3 separate regions of the Homo sapiens genome follow, and regions 1 and 2 are each linked to region 3. The links are chromatin loops, found by intact Hi-C in ENCODE. Cell type or tissue: endothelial cell of umbilical vein. All regions are shown on one strand.

Region 1 (8,000 bases), 78 kb after region 3:
GTAACAGATTGGAACAGTTTGGAGGGCTCAGACAACAGAAAAATGTGGCAAAGTCTGGAACTCCCTAGAGACTTGCTGAATGGGTTTGACCAAAATGCTGATAATGATATGGACAATGAAATCCAAGCTGAGGTAGTCTCAGATGGAGATGAAGAACTTGTTGGGAAGTGAAGCAAAGGTAACTCTTGTTATGTTTTAACAAAGACACTGGCAGCATTTTGTCCCTGCCCTAGAGATTCGTGGAACTTTGAACTTGAGAGAGATAATTTAGGGTATCTGGTGGAAGAAATTTCTAAGCAGCAAAGCATTCAACAGGTGACAGGTGCTGTTAAAAGCATTTAGCTTTAAAAGGGAAATAGAGCATAAAAGTTTGGAAAATTTGCAGCCTGGCAATGTGATAGAAAAGAAAATCCTATATTCTGAGGAGAAATCCAAGCCAGCTGCAAAAATCTGCATAAGTAGCTAGAAGCTGAATAATAATCAGCAAGACAATGGGGAAAATGTCCCCAGGGCATGTCAGAGACCTTCAAAGCAGCCCCTCCCATCACAGGCCTGGAGGCCTAGGAGGGAAAAATGGTTTTATGGGCCTGGCCCAGGGTCCCTCTGCTGTGTGCAGTCTAGGGACTTGGTGCCCTGTGCCCCAGGTGATCCAGCAGTGACTAAAAGGGGCCAAGGTAGAGCTCAGGCCATGGCTTCAGAGGGTGCAAGCCCCAAGCCTTGGTAGCATCCACATGGTGTTGACCCTGGTGGTGCACAGAAGTCAAGATTTGAGGTTTGGGAACCTCTGCCTAGATTTCAGAGGACCTATGGAAATGCCTGAATGTCCAGGCAGAAGTTTGCTGCAGAGGCAGGGTGCTCATGCAGAACATCTGCTAGGGAAGTGCTGAAGGGAAATTTGGGGTGGGTGCCCCCAAACAAAGTCCCCACTGGGGTGCTGCCTAGTTATGAGAAAAGTGTCACTGTCCTCCAGGACCCTAAATAATAGATCCACCAATGACTTGCACCATGCACCTGGAAAAGCCACAGACACTCAGTGCCAGTCTGTGAAAGCAGCCAGGTGGGAGGCTGGACCCTGCAAAGCCACGGGGGCAGAGCTGCCCAAGATGATGGGAGCCCACCTCTTGCATCAGCGTGACCTGGATATGAGACATGGAGTCAAAGGAGATCTTTTTTTTTGGAGCTTTAAGATTTGGTTGCCCTGCTGGATTTTGGACTTGCATGGGGGACTTTAGCCCTTCATTCCTTCATTTTGGGCAATTTCTCCCATTTGAAATGGGTGTATTTATCCAATGCCTGTATCCCCATTGTATCTAGGAAGTAACTAACTTGCTTTTGATTTTACAGGCTCATAGGCAGAAGGGACTTGCCTTGTCTCAGATGAGACTTTGGACTGTGGACTTTTGATTTGACACTGAAATGAGATAAGACTTTGGGAGACTGTTGGGAAGGCATGATTGGTTTTGAAATGTGAGGACATGAGATTTGGGAGGGGCCAGGGGCAGAATGATATGGTTTGGCTGTGTCCCCACCCAAATCTCATCTTGAATTGTAGCTCCAACAATTCCTACATGTCATGGGAGGGACCTGGTGGGAGGTAATTGAATCTTGGGGGCAGATCTTTCCTGTGCTGTTCTCGTGATAGTGAATAAGTCTCAAGAGATCTGATAGTTTTATAAAGGGGAGTTTCCCTGCACAAGTTCTATTATTCTCTCATATCTGCTGCCAGGTAAAACATGCCTTTCTCCTTCTGCCATGATTGTGAGGCTTCCCCAGCCACGTGGAACTGTGAATCCATTAAACCTTTTTTCTTTTTAAATTACACAGTCTCGGGTTTGTCTTTATCAGCAGTGTGAAAATGAACTAATACACTAATATTTTCATTTTACAAAAGAAAACAAGAAACTCAGAGAGTTAAATAAATATATACCAGATTATACTATTAAAGAGTTTAAAACCTAGGTTTTCTATTTTTCCATTAATTATTTGAGATAAGCACTGTGGCACAGATGAGTCATGAATATGCACACTTTAGGCAGGAAAGAATAAAGACACAGCACGAGCAAAAACAATAGGAGATTTATATGTAGGGTACCCAAAAAGCATCTCAGAGGGTAGATTCAAACACTTCCCCTGTTATCATTTAAAAAGCAAAACTATTCGTGAAGATCAGTGGAATATCAACTAACTTCCATCAAGATAAAATCTAATAGCTGAGATGCTGGTTAATAAAGTTTAAGCCCCCTAAGACAAACCACCTTAGCATCTTAGCATTTTAATAAGAGACTAATAAGTGATAAGCACTCAAGATCAAAGGAATGCAGTTTTAAAGAAAGAAAGATAAGCAGTGTGTTCAGGGGTCATGCCAGTATTTTTTATACCATACTTTAAAACTCTCCAAGTCCCTGTTGGATACAACCTAAATAAGGAATGCCATAAATGAATAAACTTATAAAGGAAAATCAGAGGGAGTTTTGGGGTAAAGCAGTGATTCCAGGAGTACATTCAACTATTCCCAATCACTTCACTAAACCTGTCATGGAAATGTTAGAAATGGGTCTGCTTTTTTTTTTTTTTTTTTTTTTCAGAACCAAAGTATAATTGAATAGCACAGAGCATCTGCTGAGGAAGTAGCGTCACATTTTAAGAAGACAGAAGAGTCACAAAGAATAAAAAGACTTTAAAGTTTTCTAAACAACTTTCTACCAAATGCATGAAATCTTGTCCCTCCTTTCCTGATTGCTCTTGGCTGAGTATCTATGGTGGTAGGAGAGTACAGGATAGCAGGTTTCTGTGATGGAGATGGCAGCGCACAGTAGGAGGGATGTGAGAATTGGGGACAGAGAGATACACATTCAAGTCCTCACTTCTCCCTTTTTCTTGCTGCCTTGTCCTACTCTGCAGAATGTTGGTAATAATGACAATGTCATGGATCATTGTGGGAATGTATATAAGAAACACTCAGGGAGGGGAAGAAAATGAACAAACATCTTTGGGTGCCTACAACATGCCAGCATCTTTAATTTTGTCTTTTATTTTTGCTGCTTTGTGGTGCCAATGGCCCGGTTCCTAGAAAATACAAGGTGTTCAGTTAAGAGTTCCGGTCCATTTTCCCATCTAACAAGGCACTCCATTATGTTGTAAGAATGCTCTGATTGTTAGCAAAACCTTTATTTTAAGCCAAAATCTGCCTCCTTTCAGCTTCTGCCTAATGCTGCCTTCTGGAACAACTCAAAACTAGGCCACTCCCTTTTCTATGAGAGCCCTTCAAATATCTGAAAACAATTACTATGGTTCCCTTCAGTACTCTCCTCACCAAGGTCAACACACCCACTTCTTTCAGCTATTACTTTTGAGACATGGCTTTCTAAAAACATATTGTCCCAATTGCCTATTATAGACACACTCTAGTCAGTCAATTCTATCCTTACATGCAAGGTCTTTATCTGAACATCATAGTCCAAATGAAGTCTGAGAAGAGCTGTTGAATCTGTGCTGAGGAGCTTACTAACCAATTGATTCTTCTATCCCTTTAGCAGCATTGAAGCTAGGAGGATACATGATTGTTTCATGTGTATATTTTAGGGTAAAAGAGAGCATTAAGCAAGAGCGTGATCAAACAATTCAATATTAATAAATAATAAGATATATTTCTGCTTGAAAACTCACTGCAACAATTTGTTGTGACGTTTCCCTTTCTGTAAGCCATGAGGATAGCATAAATTCTACAATGAAGATGCAGAGGGTATGAATTGAGCTTAATTATCTTTAAAGTTAAATTTTGTTATGAGCTCTGAAGTGAGTCACTTCAGAATTTCCTGAGTTTAACTTCTGCCAGCTTTTGATACATGACCTCAAGCAAGTCAGGTAACCTTTCTGTGCCTCGTTGCCCTCATCAGTAAGATGAACTTGTCCCACTGCTTCACAGGGGTAGTGAGAATTTCTCTTAAAAAGACCAATTGTGCATAAATGCTAAGATAACTGCAGCAAAAGTTGCCTTATAAATCTTGACTAGAGGAGTCAAAGGTGTATAGGTGAAGCTATCCCACTCAAAGGATTCGAAAAATCTAAGCTATTTGGAAAACACTGTGGAGCTCATTTAGCATTTGTTTTCATTATTAGCATATTCCTGTGCTTGTGGCTTCCTCTCAGCTTATCCAAATCCACCCGTCCCCAGTATATTTATTGCTTACTCTTCTTCTCTTCCAAGACTTGACTTCTTTCCTGTTACCATATTCCTCTTTATTTGCACCACATGTTAGTTAGCTTGTGCCCTCTGCTTCCTTAGGAAGGATGTCAGATTGCTGACCCCATGGGCTTTGACACTTTTCCAGCAGCCTATTTCACATGGAGTAATAAAGCAGTCACTGCTGCTACCGCCTCACTGAAATAGATGAGAGTTGAGAACAAACCACCACACTAAGGCGAAGTCCACTGATATCTAAGTCCTTTAACTGATAATAGGAAAAATTCAAATGGGACTTTGCTAGAGCAGAGTTATCTGCAAATTTTATCACCGGACTGCTTTCAAATTAGCTCCTGCAATAAAAAAGCTCTTCATCTTAATTCTAAATGCATTGTAATTACAATCAGCAAACAAAAGGTTAAGCCAGCCTCTTCAGGGGACTACATTTCTTGGAAAGACACCTAGATTATTGCCCCAAATGGCTGAAGCACAACTAGCTGTTTACTGAGCTTAACTTCTTGTTTGTTGAATCTGATTACTGTTTGAAATAAATGCAGTGGTCATCTAGTCTTTGCAAATAAAAGTTTACTGATAAATGTTTTATTAACACTTTCATTCTCTGGCCACCCGCCTACCTGACACTTGAATGAGCCCTAACAGTGTACCTTACCTTACTTGGGATGCAAAGCACATTTCCAATGAGGGGCTCTTCCTGAAAAAGTAATAGAAATTCAAGGAACCTGCCATCAGGTATCTTTGGCAACAATGCTCTGTCCTTCCTTTGTCCCTGTTACTGCCTGGACGACACATCTGCCAAATGTCCCAGACTGGAGATCTCAGGATCTTTTTATCTACTTCTTCACCCACACCCTTTATATGCAGTTAGTTGTTAAGTCTTTATTAAGTCTTTCCTTATAATGATTATTGAATACATCTCTGCCTTCAACTGCCACTCCAAATAACTGATTCCAGGCTCTCATTAAACTAATTCCTTGGAGTTTGAAATAACGCCATACCCATACAAGTAAATTCCTCCAAATAATACTTTCTTCCTGCTACTGGATTTGTTACAGCTTATTAGTAAGCTGACAAGTCTTAAAGGCTCCCCACAATTTGGTCTTCCGTTTTCAGCCTTATGTCCTAACATTTCACAATTTTGTTGCATCTTATCTCTTTCCCCCTATGCTATGGTAAATACTTTCTCTTTTTTGCTTTCCTCCACATCTGTGAATAGAATTTTTAAAAAGGAGAGGATTTCCCAGGTGGAAATGCACCTAGAATACCTTCTCCTTTTTCTCTATTCTTTTTTTTTTTATAATTAACTCACATTTTGTTTCTTCCATGAATCTTCTTATAACTGCCCCCCTGCCAAATGCATGCTACTCAATCATCTATTAATTAACTCACAACCCTTTTTTAAAAAAATACCAGGCAGGGTGCTAGGTACTGGGGATATAAAGAAAGATAAGATGTAGCTCTTGTTTTAAGGCGCTCTTGAGTTCAATCTGGGAATGTCTGTGGCATTTACCTTTTTTGGCACTATACAACCTTTTTTTTTTGCACTTATTAATTTGGGCTAGGTACTGTCAACTATTACAGATAGCACTGTACTTCTTTACAAAACATAGTGCCATGAATTTCAAAGAGTTGGCAGTCAGTAAACATCTGCTGAATGTTTAATTCTTTTTTATTTTTATTTTATTTTAGAAACAGGATCTCTAAAAAACTTCTGTCACCCAGGGTGGAGTGCAGTGGTACAATCATAGCTCCTTACAGCCTCAAACTCCTGGGCTCAAATGATCCTCCCATCTTAGCCTCCGGAATAGGTAGGAGCACAGGCAGATCTTTTGTAGAAACAAGGTCTCACTTTGCTGCCCAGGCTGATCTCAAACTCCTGGCTTCAAGCAATCATCCTCCTTGGTCTCTGTTTAATTCTTTTGACTATAAAACCTGAATAGCAAAGGAGGTGAATTTGTCTCTCAAGTTCTCGGTACAGTTTTCCTTATACCCACTGTCCCCAGCACTGAGTAATCTTAGCTCTGTCTGCTCAGGGTCCCCAAATTTTGTGGCTCTACTGAGGCCTACCTTTTTCAATCTAGTTCCGAAATTTTTATTTTATTTTTTTTTTAATGAAAACCTCCCTTCCTTGTACTGATTTTTCTAAAATCCTGGTTTCTTTAAGTAACAAATGGGTCATTGGTAAATAGTAGGCAGCAGCAAGACAAAGTCCAAGTGTGTGAAGTTTAAAGTGAAAGAACTGGTTTAAAATGCTCACTTTGCCCATTAGCTCTGTGGTCCCGAGAAAGTCATTTAATTCTCTGAGCCTGTTTCATCACTTACAAAATGTGAATAACAACACTTATTCATAGGGTTGTAATAAGGAGTGGGAGATGGTGTTAGGCATAAAACCAGCACAGTGCCCTGAACCTATTTTAACAAATGGTATTTCCGAGGTGTTAGTCCATGCCAACATGAAACGTGAGTCTAAGGAAGCTTATAAATACTGTTTCTTTTTATTACAAAGATTATAATTCCAGTATAACAAAATTCACTGGAAGAAAACCATTTAACACAGCTTATTATCTGTTCAAAAAATAAAAGTTCACTGAACATTTACTCTGTACAATCTTCATAAATTGACAAAAATGCACAGTATATCTCACCACCTAACACAGGCCTAAACAATGTGACATACGGTATAGTACCAGTAGGTACTTAGGACTATGGAGAAACAATGGAAGACATTAATTCTGCTTGTCTTGATGGTAAGGGTGGGGATGAAAATACAGATCGAATTTGGGGGAGCATGTTAAGGTTAGGGGAATAGAGATAGCTTATATTTAGAACAAGTTAGTAGAGACTGTATGATTTTCCAAATAGAGAAGGGTAAAAAGACATTCCATAGAGGAAGAAAATTACATGCAAAACCACAGAGACCTTAGTTTATAAAGAGTAACTGGGTATGGCCGGGTGCGGTGGCTCACGCCTGTAATCCCGGCACTTTGAGAGGCTGAGGAGGGTTGATCATGAGGTCAGGAGATCGAGACCATCCTGGCTAACACGGTGAAACCCGTCTCTACTAAAAATACAAAAAATTAGCTGGGTGTGGTGGTGGATGCCTGCAGTCCCAGCTACTTGGGAGGCTGAGGCAGGAGAATGGTGTGAACCCGGGAGGCGGAGCTTGCAGTGAGCCGAGATCATGCCACCGCACTCCAGCCTCAGTGACAGAGCGAGACTCCATCTCAAAAAAAAAAAAAAAAAAAAAAAAAAAAAAGGAATTGGACATAAGGGATTTGTTACTGGAGGGATTCTCAGGTATTCGAGGCAGGTCAGAGAAGGAGAAAGTGAAAGTTGTGAAGGCTACATGACTCTGCTCAAGTCATGCAACTCAGCCAATAAGCTGCACTACCTATATGTCTGTTAGGTTTCTATGTAAGAGTGTAAATATATAAGCTAAGTATCCCATGTTTCCATTATGGGTAGTATATCATTTATTATTAACCAAATCATTTCATAGGCTGTAAGATGAAAGGTACTACAGATTCTGCAAGACACTATAAAGAGGAACTTCAGTTGGAAAAGTAAGTAATGTAAAGTAATTCCTGTGCATTTTTTTCCTGATTATGACTTTTTATTTAAAGTCATAAATAAAAGAATTCTTATGGCTATAAAATTTGCTTACTTATTTATTTCACAAGTATTTGCTGAGCAGCCACCCCATGATAGACACTGTGTACTATGCTAGAATTCTGCAGTGAACTAGACATGGGCTTTGTCTGGTACTTGTTATTTAGGAGTGTTGACAGAATTTACAAAT
Region 2 (8,000 bases), 50 kb before region 3:
CCTAGCCTCTCTGGCAGTTGGGTAAGTGCAGGGCAATTGAACATGGGTGAAAGTGACTTGTGTCACTTTTCCTATTTGGGATCCTCTCTATAATTTCCCTAGCAAACAGCCAAACACAGACAACTCCAAGGACCTTAGGGAAGGTGGAGCCAGAAAGTGAAAGGAGTCTGAGTCTGTCTGTCTGTCTGTCTGTCTGTCTGTCTGTCTATCTATCTATCTATCTATCTATCTATCTATCTATCTATCTAATTTAATGAGACAGGGTTTCACTCTTAAGCCCAGGCTAGAGTGCAGAGGCTTGATCATCACTCACTGTAGCTTCTAAGCTGAAGGGATCCTCCCAACCTTAGTCTCCCAAGTAGCTAGGACTACAGGCATGTGCCACTATACCCAGCTAAATTGTCTGAGTCTTTAAATGACTATCTTCTGATCAAGAATATCTATTTTAGACTTTATATGGTTAAGAAACACTGTGTAAAGGCATTCAATTTTTAGTGTTGAACTGTTAAAGCACTTACTGTTGTTTGTCCTAAGTACCATACTCAATTCCTCCTCTGGTGACCTGAGGATATGTCACCATCATAAATTGGTGAACATCAAGGTGTTCTCTAACTACACCAAAGAGCCATCCATCATCTTGTACCAGCCCAGTCTAAAGTAGTTAAATATTACAACATTTTAGACATCAATCTGATTTTTAAATAGTGTTTTTTTCCTGTAATTCAACTTCTAGTATCAGAAAATCATCTAATACTTCTCTTGAAAGTCCATAGATATATGGAAAAAGTGAAACAAAACATTAAGACAAGAATGGATTTCTAGTTCTTAGAAAAATGAGTGTTTCAGAATTTCAAGGATTTTCATGACAGTAGCAACGTAGATGCTCATATCACCAACTCCCTCTTCCTTAACACTACCACGGAAACACAATAGACCAAAACAAACAAACAAAAACCATCTCTCCACAGTATATGAATATCGCCTAGGAATAACATGAGTTATGTTTATACAAAGGGGAATTTTGGGAATTACTAGTTATACATTCAAGACAGATTTTAGAAAACTGAAGTGGCTATCTAAAATGATTATCTTAAAAAATTGGCAAGAAATTGTCACATTTGCTCAGGCAAAAATGAGCAAATTGCCTATAGCAATTTGTATATCAAGTTTATGTATTTTCATTTGTTTTTTAACCACATTATCTCTTGAGGTATAATATAAGGTTAACAGCTTTAGTAACTACTAAAAAGAATGATTCTTCAACTCTCTTTCCTATGCTTGTCTACTCTTTAGTTCTACTTTTGACAAAATTATGCTTCTGGTAATCCTTAAACTTAATTTTAAAGAAAAGTATTTATTTTCAATAGGTATTTCTTCTTTTACATTTTTCTTTCTCCTGGGCCACTTTAATCAGGTGTTGATAGCCAAGAGAGTAGAAGTACAAGTTAGTTGTTTGAAAAGTATTTAGCCTTCCCTGCCATAATACACATTATACTGTTTTATTAGGTTCAGTGAAATGTTTAATCATTTGTTCACCTTTTAAATTGAAGTTTATCCTTCCATGAACACATGCTCCATAAAAGAAGAGACCTTGTTTATCTGTTTACCTCTGATTCTTACTATCTGGATCAATCCCTAACTCAATAATGTTCATTAATTGGAATATTAGATGATTTATACATCTATGCCCATTATGAACTCACCACATAGTTACTGAACCTCCATTTTCTTTTCAAATTACAGACATCAAATCAATTCTGTTTTGCAATTTTCTTTAATATATGTCTTCAAATATAGAAGAGTTGCTAACATGCTGAGAGTGAGATTCCTCAACGTGACATTTAATCGCAACCTTATTTTGAAGACACTAAGATATAATGAGGTCATTTTAAAACATAAGTAAATTTGTATAGACCTATTATTTGGAAAGAGTATTCTGTCTCTTGAATAAAAATAGAATTGAGGCTTAGTTTTGAAAAGAAAAAGACATATGACTAACTTGTATGCTGATCAATGGAATTAGTACAAAGTGGAGTATTAAGAAATACACTTGTGCAAAAGAAATGTGTCAAACTAAGAATTAACATTCTAGAAAATTGCCAAGAACTTTTGAGAGATTCTTGAAAGCCCTGACTTTCAGTGCATCAATATAAGCAGTTGAGTAGACCGAAGAGATGGTAACATAAATGGTTAAAAAATTTTTCATGAGATTCATACTCTGAATGAATCTTTTCTTGTCAAACTATGATATTTAATCAACATGATTTGCATTACCTCATGTGTTTACTTTTACAGGCCCCTGGGAGATAATTTCTGTTCTAAAGGCTGTTTGTTTGTTTTAAATAATGTAAGTACAGTCATCCCTTAGTATTTAGTGAAAAGATTTTTGAGCATGCCTCCCTGATATGTGTACCTGTTGTTATTTGTACATTTTATAGATGCTCTATTTCACCAGATATAGCAAGACACCTCCTTAGATTCAGTATTGTATATCTTAAACATTCCCAGAAAAAAATACATACATCTTTATTTTATAGATGCTTTGTTTGAAAATGTTATGCAGATTTTGAAGGTCACATGTGATTACTAGCTCATGTCTCAGGACACATTGTACAGTTAGGTCAAAGTTCATAATTAAATATAGTATAAGGAAATCCATATTTCATATGGCCTTCTTAATCATTTGAATTTTCGCCCCTTTCTTGTCAGATTTGAGTAGATCATCACTGCTTTTTAACCTTGGAGTACAGTGAAAGAACAGCAGGGAGCAGCCGTGTCATCTCGATACCGCTCCCCACCATCTGTATTATAATTTCTCTTCAATCCAATGCTTTCTTAAAGAATGTTCTTAAACTTCCTATCTTGTGAATGTTCATTTAGTTAAAATTAACAATATTATCTACAGAAACCACTTAACCAGGAATGCAACCTGTGATACTCAGCAATATGCTGAAAGCAAACCAATAAGTGAGAGAGGACGCTGTTGTCTATCCTCTGCACAATGGGGTTCCCACTCTTCCCTAAGAGCACCACGTGCTAGCAGTTTCATCTGGTACACTGGACCTGCGCACAGACTAAATAAGACCATCAATGAGGAAAGCTTACTTCATTTTCTATTATCTTCGATTAAAAGGTATATACAGAGCAAAATTCTAACCGATGACCTTGTAGTGAAGAGCACTTTGGGAACTGCTGTGTTACATTCTAATAAATTCTAAAAATCCAAACCTACTTAAAACTCTTTAGTGGCTGGTTTTTGCCTGTAGGTTTAGGTGTAAATTCTTTTGTATGGCATTCAAGGCCATTTGGAATCTGTCTCTGGCCTCTACCTTAAATGTATGCTATGCTGCAATGACACTGAACTTGTTTCATTTTCCTGAAATGCATCATGCCTCTGTGGTTTGTTCCTGCCCATTCCTCAGTATGAAATGGCCTCCCTTACATCCTGATGTGCTTTTGAAACCCTCACATCACTTCTAGCAATTTTTCCCTGTGGACACTTTTGTACATACCAAAGCAGAACTAATCATTTTATCTTTTGCTACCACTGTGGCCGTTTCTGAAGCCTACTACAGAACTCATAAATATTTGCATTTGCCTCTGAAATCCACATGAGTATGTGCACATGAGCTCTCTCAGATTTTGATGCCTGAATTTCTACTTTGTAACACAGTAGCTGTTTGATACCTCTCACTGAATGGATAAAAATAGCTCTTTTATCTGCTCAGTGAGAAATGCACCAAATTTCATAAATTCAGCTGGTTAGTAAGTTTTATACCATATTTTGGAATAAATTAGTGTATAAGATAAACTTCAATATATGCTTACTATTGATATAATTTTTAAAATACTATTATTTATCATTATTATATTTTAAAATGCAGCAGCAATATTGATAAAAACAATAAATAAATATAAACCTTCAAGGAAGATTTTAATAAATTTATAAATATATATTGAGCTTCTTCAATATAGCTTTATAGAGATTCATGAGAAAAGAGACAGTCCCTGTCCTCCTATAATTTTTCAGACTAAAGGATAGTACAAGCAGTAATCAAGCAATTACAACTTAGTAACAATCAGTGTTACTAAAACGATGTCCTGGAATATACCAAAGGAAGTTCTAAGTGAGTCAGTGTTTCCTAGAGGCTGCCTTGAGAAAGTGATCTTTTAAACAGAGACCTGTAGAAAACAAAAAAACAAAAAGTACAGGAAGAAATGTTCCACAAAAAGGGGATAACAAGTGTTAAAGCTCTGAGAACAAGGAGAGAAAAAAATGTTTGGGAGTCAAATTCCAGAATGGATGGAGTACAGACAAAGAGGATATTACCAGATGAGGAGGATGGAGAGCTAGAGCAAGACCGCACAGCCTTGCAAGCCACTGTCAGTAAAAATTGTGAAAGACTTTGGACAAAAGGAATACTGGGAGTCCTTTCAATAGAATGCAGTGTGTTGTTCCTAGAGGAGCCTTCAGGTTATCCGATTCTATAGGGCTCTGACCCTTTATCCTTGGCCAGGCTGTTTTGCCACTTCATAGAGGTCCAAGTTAATCCATGGTGAACAAATGGAGGTGCAAATGATTCCTATTTATAAAAATTAAAATGAATTTTTTCAGTAATAATATTAGTCATATAAAAAGATGATTATAAATGTTACATTTTTGCTCTTTGCAATACAGTTTTTTATCATTAAAATTTCATTTCAGCATTCCTTATTGTCTATGTATGTCTATCCTTTACAATGGTTCAATGGTTGTAGCATCTTACATTACAAAACATTTTTGACTTTTTAAAAATGTTATATATTGACGTGAGTCATGACTTTTACCATTTTGCCAATTCTCCTTTATACCATATCATGGAATCTCAATTTTATCTCAGGAGCAAGGGGAAGTAATTGAAGGGTGTTGAACAAGGAATGAAATGGTTGGTTGTAAAGGTAGAGGATAGTTTGGAAGGTGGAAAGAATTTATGTGAGAAGACAAGTTAGAAAGCTGTATTAGAAAGCCAAATGAGATGGCAGTGGCATGGATGGAGGCAGAGGCAGTGGGGTTAGAAAGAAATGGAGTGATTTAAGAGATGTTAAAGAAGGAAAGGAAACCCTGGTATTGTTGTTAGATAAAGGAGAGGGAAGAATGAAGGCTGGTTGACTCTCACATTTCCAGAATGATAAATTGGGGAGATGGTAGTTCAAATTACTGAAAGGCAAGCAGATTTGGTGAGAAGCAAAACTGTATTTTCAATAAGATCATTGTATAGCTATAGAGTTTATTCAATCAGTATCCCAGTGACATTTGTTTAATGCTAGATCATTTTGTCATGCATTTGTAAAGTACTCCCATGATTTATCCAGCACACACAACTGAGAATAAAAGCATATCCTGAAGATAAATCAAAACAGAATCATTTGTACTACCTATCAATCTATAAAGTGACTGATTCCACAGCATGTCATATTTAGAAATAAAAGAAAACACTGACATTTGGTTTAAAGTGTTAGAATTGTAGTTTAATTAAACTTGTAAACCCAAGCATTTAGAGATGGTAGTCATTTCTAGTCAACTAACAGCTTCATTGACTTTCAAGTATTTGAAAGAATTAAGAATAGAGATCTGCTACAAAACTGAATATTGTGGAAGTTATCAATAACATTCCTTATATTAATGATAATGTATAAAAATGTCTAAAATCCTATTTCCTATTATGACAGAATAATGATCTATTATTGATCTATAATATACATTATTATAGTAAATGTCATGGTTCATTCAGGTTGCTATAACAATTATCTTAGAATGGATAATCTATAAACAAGAGAAATGCACTGCTCATAGTTTTGTAGGCTGGAAAATCTAAGATAAAATCCAAGAGTCAAGAAAATCCAAATCCAAGATCAAGGTGCCAGCAGATTCAGTGGCTGCTTGAGGGCTTGCTTTCTTCATCAAAGATGGTACGGATGGTGCCTTCTTGCCATGTCCTCACATGGTGGAAGGGTAATGAGAGCCCTTTCATATGTCTTTTATAGGAGCACTTATGCCATTCAAAGAGTAGAGCCCTCATGACTTAATCACTTCCCAAAGGCCCCACTTTTTAATATTATCATACCAGGAATTAGGTTCTAATGTATGAATCTTCAGGGGACACTCAGACTATAGCAGTGAAATAATTAAAATAACTAAAAATGAAAAAAGTATCTTTATAATAGCATATTATGCTCTGAAAATTGCATAATTTACAGTATTATAATAAGCCATTTTCAAAGGTACAGCAAAAGTTTGGAAATTCCTTCAAAGTAACACTAATCTAAACCCTGTACCTTAGGCTGTCATGTGTACATGTGCCCGTGTCTTTAATTAGATTATGAATTGCTGAAGGCAGAAATTCAGGTTTGTACTCAACATTGTGTCCTCAATGCCTAGTATGCTGATGGAATAAAGAAGGTATCTAATAAATGCTAACCAAAAAAAAATGAAGAATAATGTATAGCTATTTCTATCTTATTAGAATAAAACAACTTTCAGCCATGTTCAAAAGTTTAGCATATAACATTTTTTCTTTTTTTTTAGATGGAGTTTTGCTGGAGTACAATGGCACGACCTTGGCTCACTGCAACCTCCGCCTCCCAGGTTCAAGCAATTCTCCTGTCTCAGCCTCCCAAGTAGCTGGAATTACAGGTGCCCACCGCCATGCCCAGCTAATTTTTTATTTATTTATTTTTTTAGTGGAGACGGGGTTTCACCATGTTGCCCAGGCTGGTATCAAACTCCTGACCTCCGGTGATCCACCCACCTCGGCCCACGGCGCCTGGCCTGGCATATAACACTTAGAGTGTTATTGTTTTCATGGTAAATGTAACATAATTATATTTTGAAAAGCTAAGAAAAATTGTATGCATAATCCAAGCATGCTAACATACTCACTGACAAACATTTCGGTTTTGGCAACAAGACTCTTACCACTGTCGGAAACCTATTTAAGATGTTAATCCAGAATATTTAATTGTAAAAAGTACCCAGATTTGCACACTGGCAATGATATTGATAGTTTTCTGAATGTGATAGACTGAAGAGGGAAGTAAAGAAAGAAGGAAGGGAGTAAGAGAGGAAGGGAAGGAATGAAAAAATAATCTATTGGAAAAAAAGTCTTTTTCTTTACTCTTAATTTACTATCGAATCATTAGATTTTTCGGTATTTGTAATACTTCTGTTAAGTACAGTAAATTCAAGCATAAACATGGGAATATGCCTAAGATTGCTTTCTAGAACAACTCCAGCAGAACAGCTTCAAAGCCTCATTGACCAAATTGACCATCAGTAAAAGGGTTCATAAGTGGCAAATACAGAACTCATTACAGATGTGAGTAGAAGAAATTATTAAGTACTAAAAACATCTAAATGCCAAGTCAGCGAAGTCACTGCACCAGTTCCATAAAACTAGTGTCTCTTATGTATTAGAAGGATGAAAGGGGAAAATATAATTTAATTTAAATTATTATAAAATAATTTATTATTTTGGATATTTTTCAAAAAATATCCAAATGTAAACAAAAATTTATTTAAAAATACTCAAATAATTCCAAATCTTATGGGCAGTCATACTAAAAATCTTGCTTAAGAGAAAATTGAAAATACTACTAAAGCTCTAAAGTCATCACATTTTAAAATGTTGTATCGAAGGGATCTTTGAAATAATCTTGTCTGTACTGGTTTGAATACTGTTCCCAAAATTTCATGTCCACCCAGGACCTCAGACTGTGACCTTATTTGGAAATAGCAGATCTAATTTGTTAAGATCAGGTAGTACTGAATTAGGGTGGGCCTCCATCCAGTGATTTAGGTTTTCATAAGAAAAGAAAACAGATCTGCAGAGACAAACACATATGGCCATGTGAAGATGGAGGCAGAGGCTGAGTGGTGGGTCTACAAGTCAAAGAAATCCCAGGACTGCCAGCAATCACAGAAGTCAGGAGAAAGACCTGGAACAGATTCTTTCTCAGAGTAT
Region 3 (8,000 bases):
TTGTTCCATTCTAGGCAGGGAACACAGCAGGTTTTAATGGTCAGCTACCACTAAAAAGCTAACAGACTGCACGCAGGCAAAACATTAATCAAAACTGTGAAATAGTTTCCCTTTAGTTCCCTGGATCTCCCCAATTTGTGCCCTTTCTGCCCTTTTCCACCCTTTAAAAGCTCAACATACCTGAGTTCTCTATACTTTATTTTCTTCTTTTACAGTGGTGCTCACCCTTGAGAGCATTCATTTTTATATGGAGCCTAGTAGACTTAACCCAAAGGAATTTATGTCTAAATGTGAATTTTTATTGCAAAAAGTAAGTGGGCAGGAGAGGGACATTCTAGAGTTAGTGAAGTAGGAGGCAGGATGTAACTGCAGAGGTGGGGCTTAGACACCACACCAAATTGAGGACTAGCTAAAACAGGACCGGGGTGGAAGCAGATTTCCACAAGACATGCCCACCAGTGCACGATGTAAGTTTACCATTGCCATGGTAACACCCGGGCGTTGCCTCCCCTTTCCATGGCAATGACCTGATGACCCCAAGTTACTACTCCTTCCTTAGAAATTTCTGCATAAATTGCCCCTTAATCTGCATGTAATTAAAAGTGGGTATAAATATGACAGCAAAACTGCCCTGAGCTACTACTCCCTGCCTATAGGGTAGTCCTGCTCTGCAGAAGGAGTCACAGAGCTGTAATACTGCCAGAGCTGTAACACTGCCTCTTCAATAAAGCTGTTTTCTTCTACCTCCATCTTGCCCTTGAATTCTTTCCTGGGCAAAGCCCTGGAAAGAAAATTCTTTCGTGGGCTAAGCTCCACTTTGGGGCTTCCCTGCCCTGCATCAGTAGGATCATACTAGCAGCCTTCTACATTTCCTAAGCAGAAGCTTTGAGTAACACCCAAACATAACTAACTCCTATTGTCTAGATTATAAAGGGCTTGATATCTGTGTATGTTTTTATAAGAGTACCATTTAAAAAAGGATTTAAGATTGTATTTAGGGTTTAACTTCCTAAAGCAATCAGCATGTACAAAAAGATAAGTTCTGAATATTCATGACATCGTGCTTTCTATAATTTGCAATATCTGAGTTGTAGGTTTTAAAAGACAAGAATGCAGACTTGATTTAGATGCATTCATCTCATACAGTCTTCCAAAAGATTGCTTTCCAGCTATTATTTTATCAGTATTCATACTTCTCAGGTTTCATTAATGTGTCTAAACATTTTGTTTAAGTTCACTTATGTATTTAATGCTCAGGATAATACCGAGTGTGTAATCTATACCACATCTGAAATGATGTGACAAAATTTTCAGTCAAATTCTACAATCCCCACTCTAACAAGCCTTCTCATTTGCCTCGTATATTCCTTAGCTTAATCTGTACTTTTCTGCCACATAAGGTTTTGCAAGTTTTGCACTGTACTATCAAGATGAGCCATTCAGGCATACCAGGCTGTGACTATTTCACATAAATAGCACTTGTTGGGCTTACACAAAGGATAGCCTGCATCCTGACTACAGGTGGTATCACTGTGTGCTATCTACTGAGTTTGGGAAGTTCATTAATTTGATTTGCTCATCATTTCATACAAATGATGAAATGTATGAACGCACTTCCATCTTCAATCCCCATATCCAATCAATCACTTAATCCTTTCAGTTCTACTTCAAAAGGAGCCTCATATATCTCCCTTTCCTATTTCACTACCTTTATCCAGGCTTCTTCTAACAGTATCCTGCACCAGCCGTCTAACTAGCTGGATGCCTTACCACCACTTTCTCCCCTATCCAGTCTCTCCTTCCCATTGCTGCTACTTTTCTTGCTGCAATATAAAGTTCCTCACTCTCTTGGTTTAAATTTCTTTAGTTGCCTACTTTAGTAAGCAATTAGATAAAATCCAAATTATTTTCCTAAGAGACAATGTTGTCTTAGTTTGGGTTCTTTCAGAAGCCAAGCCTGAATCAAAGATTCAAGCACAAATCAAACTTTGGTGAGCTCTTTCCAAGAAACAAGGGTAGGGAAATAGAAAAATGTAAGAGAGATGAGAAAGCAGTGACAAAGAGTGTGTTATCAATCTAATTACATTTGTTGAATCCTGCTGGGACCCTGGGGACCTTTAGAGAATATGTACCTCAAAGTTATTTAGCACAATGGGCAAGGGAACTGGGGTAATAATCCACCAAGTTCAATAATTGGTTGTGGACTATTCTTTGAGGAATGTTAATTCTCCAGCATTTCTGGCTGCCCCAATTGTAAGCAGAGAAAGTTCCAGGAGGTAAAACCATCAGTCGTGGGTAGTTTGAAATTGAGCCAGCCGTCATGGTATTGTAAATACAGTACTAAAAAGACATGGGGGAGGGGTGCAAATGAGAGTATGTATCCCAAAGTATCTGCTAATCCACCGACATTTAACACCAGGCTACCATTCCAGCCTCATTACCTTTCACACTCTTATCCAACATCCGTCTTCTGCCTCATGAAACTCACTTCTCTTAGACATGCTAGATATTTTATGATTCCTTGATTATACCCAAGCTACTCCTTCTGGCTCCATTCTTTGCCCAGCAAAATCTTTGATTTTAAGGCCCAGCTAAAATATCATCTCTTCACTAATGACTTTGTTCTCAAATTTTTAGTTGTTTTTCAAGATCCCAGATTATTGAATTAAGGCTGTGACTTGCAAGATTCCAGAAATCGAGGTAAAATGTAAATCTTTTGACCAGTCATTCAAATGTTTCCAAGTAGCCACATTTCCTTCTATATTTAAATTTTTTATATATCAACCTGTCATTCTATCATAGTTAAAGTGAGGCTTTAAAACATAACATATATTAGAAATTAGAAAAGTGCCTGGCACATGTTAATCATTATATAATGCCAGCTATTGTTATTTGTTTAATACACTTAAGAAGCAACTGTAAAAGCTTTTTTAAAAATGCAGACCCCCAGGCCACAAAGCCAGAGATTCTGGTTTAGCAGATGGGCTCCAGGAATTTAGATTTGTAAACAATCACACTACGTGATTCTCTTGCAGAGCAGTTGATGATAGAATGACCAGACTTTCAGATATGATGTGGACGATTTCATTTTATACCTGTTTTTATGGTTTAATTATCAATAGTGACTCCTTTCACTTTCAAAAGTGTCCCAGTTTGAACAAAAAATTAAATGGTAACTCTATGGACCACATTTTGAGGTTACTGTTCTTTAGAAAAATGATGGCTGACGATATGTATCACAAAATTTTTAGAGAAGTCATTTTCTGACACTTTATATTAAATTGTGTGCAGAAAAGACTCAAGGAAAGACAAGTGATGGCAAAGATTATTATGGCAATTTCCCTAGTCACTAAACTATTTCCCGCTGCACAATCCCTGGTGAGTTTAGAGTAGGAGTTAAGAAGGAGCCTGCAGGGAAAGCAACTTTGCTGTCTCTTGGTGCCTGTTTTGAGTCTGAGTAAGAATGACTCTGCCAAGTATATTAATATTGCTAAATATTATTTTAGAAAAATATGCTGTAAATCCAGATTCAGACCATTAATGAAAGTGTACAATTTTCAAACATGCCATTTCATATGCAATGTTGATGCAGGCCTTCTCAGCTAAAACCAAGATGATAATGAGTCACGGCTGGCTTTTCAGTGAGTTACAGCTATTTAAAGTAATGTGGTAATTGGAAGTGACACTGTAGATCTGTGTGTTTATTCTGGGTTGCCATGTTGTGGTTATAGTGCAAAACCTAGAAATACTGAAAAAACATCAAATGTATGTGTCAAGTTAATTTGCCACTCCTTTTGCCTTAGGCTGATTAGCACAAATTAAATTGGCCACTAATAAACTCAAGATGTTATTATAGAAAGCAATATGAAAATGCCACATATGCATTCTGCTGATTATTTTTAAAAAGCCACAAAAATGCATGGCTTCATAGTTTTATATTTAAACAAATATGAACAGATAGAGACTAGTTTAATACCTTCACCACTTTTGATAAGTACATATTTAAGCATCAGTGCATTATCATATCAAATGGAATACTTTATATGTGGATATAATTTTAATAAAATAATCTTTAGAGAAAATTACATTTTTCTTTGTTCAAAATAAAATATACATAGGAAATAAAGTACTTGTTTAGTAGCATACAATTTGGTGGGGGAGGGTGGTATTGGCACTGACCCTATTTCTACAGACTTCCATATGGACATGCTTCTTGATAAGTTTATAGGTAAGGACATAGATGGGCTAGAGAGTGGTTCCTGAAATAAGAAATTATAGGAAGAAATATTTATATGGAACTGAAAATATCATAAGAGGGAAAGGAAGTTCAGTTATTTTTTCTCAGAGAGAAAAGGAGTTTTAAAAAAGAAAAGAAATGAAGGAAGAAAGACTGGACCAAAAAAACCCAAAACAAAATAAAACAAACTTAGCAAGATGACTAATTTCACTTCTATGTGAGAGTTGATAGGAAACTGGGAAAGGATATTGAGTAACATTGAGTCTATTCATTTGGTGGCCCTATTAACACAGCTTAAAACTAGATACACGGCAGGGAGAAATGATACTTACAAAATTATATAAATGTACCATTTTAGTCTACTCAGAAATCTATAATAATGTTAGAGACTGATTTATATTCCCAAATCTTTCACTTATTCTTTGTACACTTTTAGATAGGCAATTTGGAAAAACAAATTAGTGATATCAAGATTACTTTTCTAATGAAGGTAGTGGAGGACCCTTGGGATCTCAAAAGAGAAGCTGGGTATGTAGCTAATCATTGGTGCTATTAAAATAATATTTTATTAAATTTTGTAATGCAGCTCAAGGCAACCAAAATAATATCATGTCAGAGTATTAAAACTGATGATAAACAATTAAGAACCAAATTCCTTATATATTTTGCAAAGAGCCTAAATTTTAAAATATTAAAAGCAAAAAAACTTTTCCAATATTTGTATTTAAACAGAAAAGGGAATTATGTAACCTTCATAATATGGTTCTTAAAATTTATAAAGTAACTGTATTTTTAAAATAAATTGAGTTATTTTAACTTTGATCCAGGAAATTGTAAAAATTGTACATACCAAAGGGCAACATTTACAATATAAGTATTACCAGAAGTAATAACTTAAACAGTGGCATGGAAGCCATTTTAGGTATTAGTTAAAATTGGAGGCTCTAAGGTCATGGAGACCTTAGTTTAATTTAATATAATCTCTGCTACTTATTAGCTATTTGATCTTTGGTAAATTATTTAACAGTTCTGAGTTTGAGTTTACTCATGTGTAAAATAGAGATATTAATACCAAATTACGCTGTGAAGATTCTATAATGAAATAGTATAAGGAAAATACTGAATGCCACAAAAATTGTAGCAGGAAATCTCAATAAATCATAATCAAAAATGAATCATTATGCTTCCTCATTTAACTACAGAAGAAAACACAACCCTTTAAACAATTGCAGATTTAATGAAGTGTAGACCCAAAGTCTTATTTCTTGTCTCTTAAAATCAGTAGGGGTTATGAGCAAGTCTGAAGATAGTATACTTCCCACTGGTTGTATACATAATAAAGATAATTACCCATATTAAAAAAAACCCTTTGTGTCAGCTTACTAATCTGTGTTTCTTCTTATTTTTATATGTCCCTTCAGAGAGACTTCTCTGCAGGGAATATCAATTATGCATTTTCCCTACCTTTACCTACATTCACTTTGTGTGAAAGCAGACAATTAGTTCTACTTTTGACTATTAAATTACTCTAATGGACAAAATATATAAAAAGGAAATAAATATCTAATAAGTCAATATGGCTTTATTAGCTGACATTTTGTTAGTTTTCTCTATTTTCTTACCTTACAAAGGATTAAAAAGGAATAGTGGTTATGATTCCCAGCTAATGGACAAAGCAAAAACTATCCTTTAGACATAATAATTGATGGGAAAATGAAATCAAAGTGATCCGTACAATAATTTTACTCATTGACTACTTCAGAAAGCTCCTAAGTGATCAAAATTATAGTCATGTATTTCTTTATAGAAATAGATAATGGGAGTACATAAACTTAACAGTTAATAACATTAGTTGGGGTATGGAAATTAATAAAAGCTTGGGGGAAACAGCTTTAGTTTAACAAATGTTAGTTTCTTTTTTATCCATATAGTCAAGATTCTTTAGCCTTTTTCTCTTATATCATAGTCACAACTGATACATTTAGAAACGTAAATGACTTGGAAAAGATCCACTGATTTTTCTCTCATTTGATTATAAGAAATATATGTGAGACTGGTGCAAAAATGCTAAGCCAATGGGATGGTTTCACTGGAACAAAGTGAATGTCCACCTTTTTCAAAATTCAGTTTGTGTGGAAATTTTTAGGAAATGACTCCATGAAAATTAGGTTATGTTAATTCCTTGCTGATTCATTATTTCCCGCTGACAAGCAGTAGGAAAATATCTTAGATAATAACTTAGATAGAGGCACCATATACGATGATGTTCATTCAGAGGCTAATAGTTTAATAACAGAGAACATAAATCAATGCAATTCTCCTCTTTGAGAAACACTATTAAAAGAGTAGTCTCTCTAAAATTCAAGCCTGTGTTAATCTTTTGCTTAAAATTATGAAAGGCTTTCCAGTTCCTATAGAATAAAGTCCATGCTCCTTAGCATAATTTGATTCTACTTAGGTACAGGTTCTTATCTCATTCCTCTGTCCCCACTCAGCTCCCAGAACTTAACTGTTTTATTTGGGTTAATGTCAAATAGCTTATAGATGATTGAATACACTGTGTTGCTTTAGAGCGCTATGACTTTGCATCTGCTAGTTCTCTCTGAGGTGTCTCATCCCTCCACCCACTTCTAACTAGTTCCATCCACATGCAAAATATTCATGCTTCAAAACCCACAGCTCAGGTGTCATCAACTCAGAAAGGCTTTTCTGATGTCCCTAGATGAGATAAATCTTTGCGCTCTCTTCTGTAATAATGTTTTAACATACATACATTTCACTCTTCACCCATGTCACACTGTATTGTTTCTATTTTTACATTTGCTATTGTCTTCTATTAGACCATAAAATCTTTGATGGCAAGGAATGTGTCATGTACTTTCCTCCCGCAAATGTTAGCTACTTGAGGGCAAAAATGCTGTTTTGTCTTCAGAATCTTCAGAATCTAACAGTCCCTGGCATGTAATATGCACTCAGCAGATACAATAAGTATTAATATTTCAAAGAATAAGTGAATGGATAGGTTCATCTTGTCCTCATTCTTAGCAAAGTACCTGACCCAAACAGGCATATAATAAAAAAATTGCCAATCACTTGAATTGATTCTAAAATTAAACTTGATTACTCCTATGCTTTTGATTTCCTATAGAGGAAAAGAAGACAGCATTTTTTAGTGATTGTACATATGAACTCTACCTGGGATACATATAGGTAAACATTTATAAGATATATTCTTAATTCCTCCTGTATTACTTAAGTAAAATTGTTATCCATTATATATCAATAATTAATATGCTAAATCTTCATATCAGTTACAAATCAGACAAAACTAATATAGGATGAGTCACCTTTATCAACCTCATTGCTATCTACTTGAGGTTCATATTGAGAAGACAGTTAGCCTACTGATCCCAACAGTTCCTTTCCAAAGGCTTCTCCTGAACTGTGAGAATGTCTTCAAACAAAACTTGATTTAAAAAAAGGATAAAACAGTTAAATGCTAGTTCAATTTCTGACTTGTTATGGGCAACATGAAAGCTGCAATTGTTTCTGATGAGAAAGTCAAGAGTACATTTTTTTTTTAACCCTTCTTTATCTAGAAAGCATGCATTGGTGACGCTTATACATACAGCATTATACCAGACGCCGTGGAACTAGTTCAAATCATGGATAAATACATTCTTTTTTTTTTTTTTAGATGGAGCCTTGCTCTGTCGCCTAGGCTGGAGTGCAGTGGAGTGATCTGGGCTCACTGCAAGCTCCA

What was found. Hi-C counts contacts between places; a loop is a spot of excess contacts. Peaks named below come from ENCODE experiments on the same cell type or tissue, not always from the same donor. Only the 100,000 strongest peaks of a DNase experiment are listed, where the experiment ranks them.
Region 1: it touches region 3 in a loop (3-fold over the local background); 2 of 110 quality-filtered maps call a loop at or near these places.
Region 2: it touches region 3 in a loop (4-fold over the local background); 3 of 110 quality-filtered maps call a loop at or near these places.

The regions. Positions count from the first base shown.
Region 1 is chr2:212,106,147-212,114,146 of GRCh38, forward strand. The region is part of intron 2 of ERBB4 (erb-b2 receptor tyrosine kinase 4); the gene reads right to left. Among named protein-coding and RNA genes, the nearest start is that of MIR548F2, 320 kb to the right of the region's middle. In endothelial cell of umbilical vein, no CTCF peak of the experiment used is centred here; DNase peaks (open chromatin) are centred at 2,075, 3,875 and 4,305; H3K27ac peaks cover 562 bases.
Region 2 is chr2:211,978,193-211,986,192 of GRCh38, forward strand. The region is part of intron 2 of ERBB4 (erb-b2 receptor tyrosine kinase 4); the gene reads right to left. Among named protein-coding and RNA genes, the nearest start is that of MIR548F2, 440 kb to the right of the region's middle. In endothelial cell of umbilical vein, no CTCF peak of the experiment used is centred here; a DNase peak (open chromatin) is centred at 4,219; H3K27ac peaks cover 753 bases.
Region 3 is chr2:212,028,552-212,036,551 of GRCh38, forward strand. All of the region lies in intron 2 of ERBB4 (erb-b2 receptor tyrosine kinase 4), which reads right to left. Among named protein-coding and RNA genes, the nearest start is that of MIR548F2, 390 kb to the right of the region's middle. In endothelial cell of umbilical vein, no CTCF peak of the experiment used is centred here; DNase peaks (open chromatin) are centred at 3,700, 4,480, 6,560 and 6,840; H3K27ac peaks cover 4,764 bases.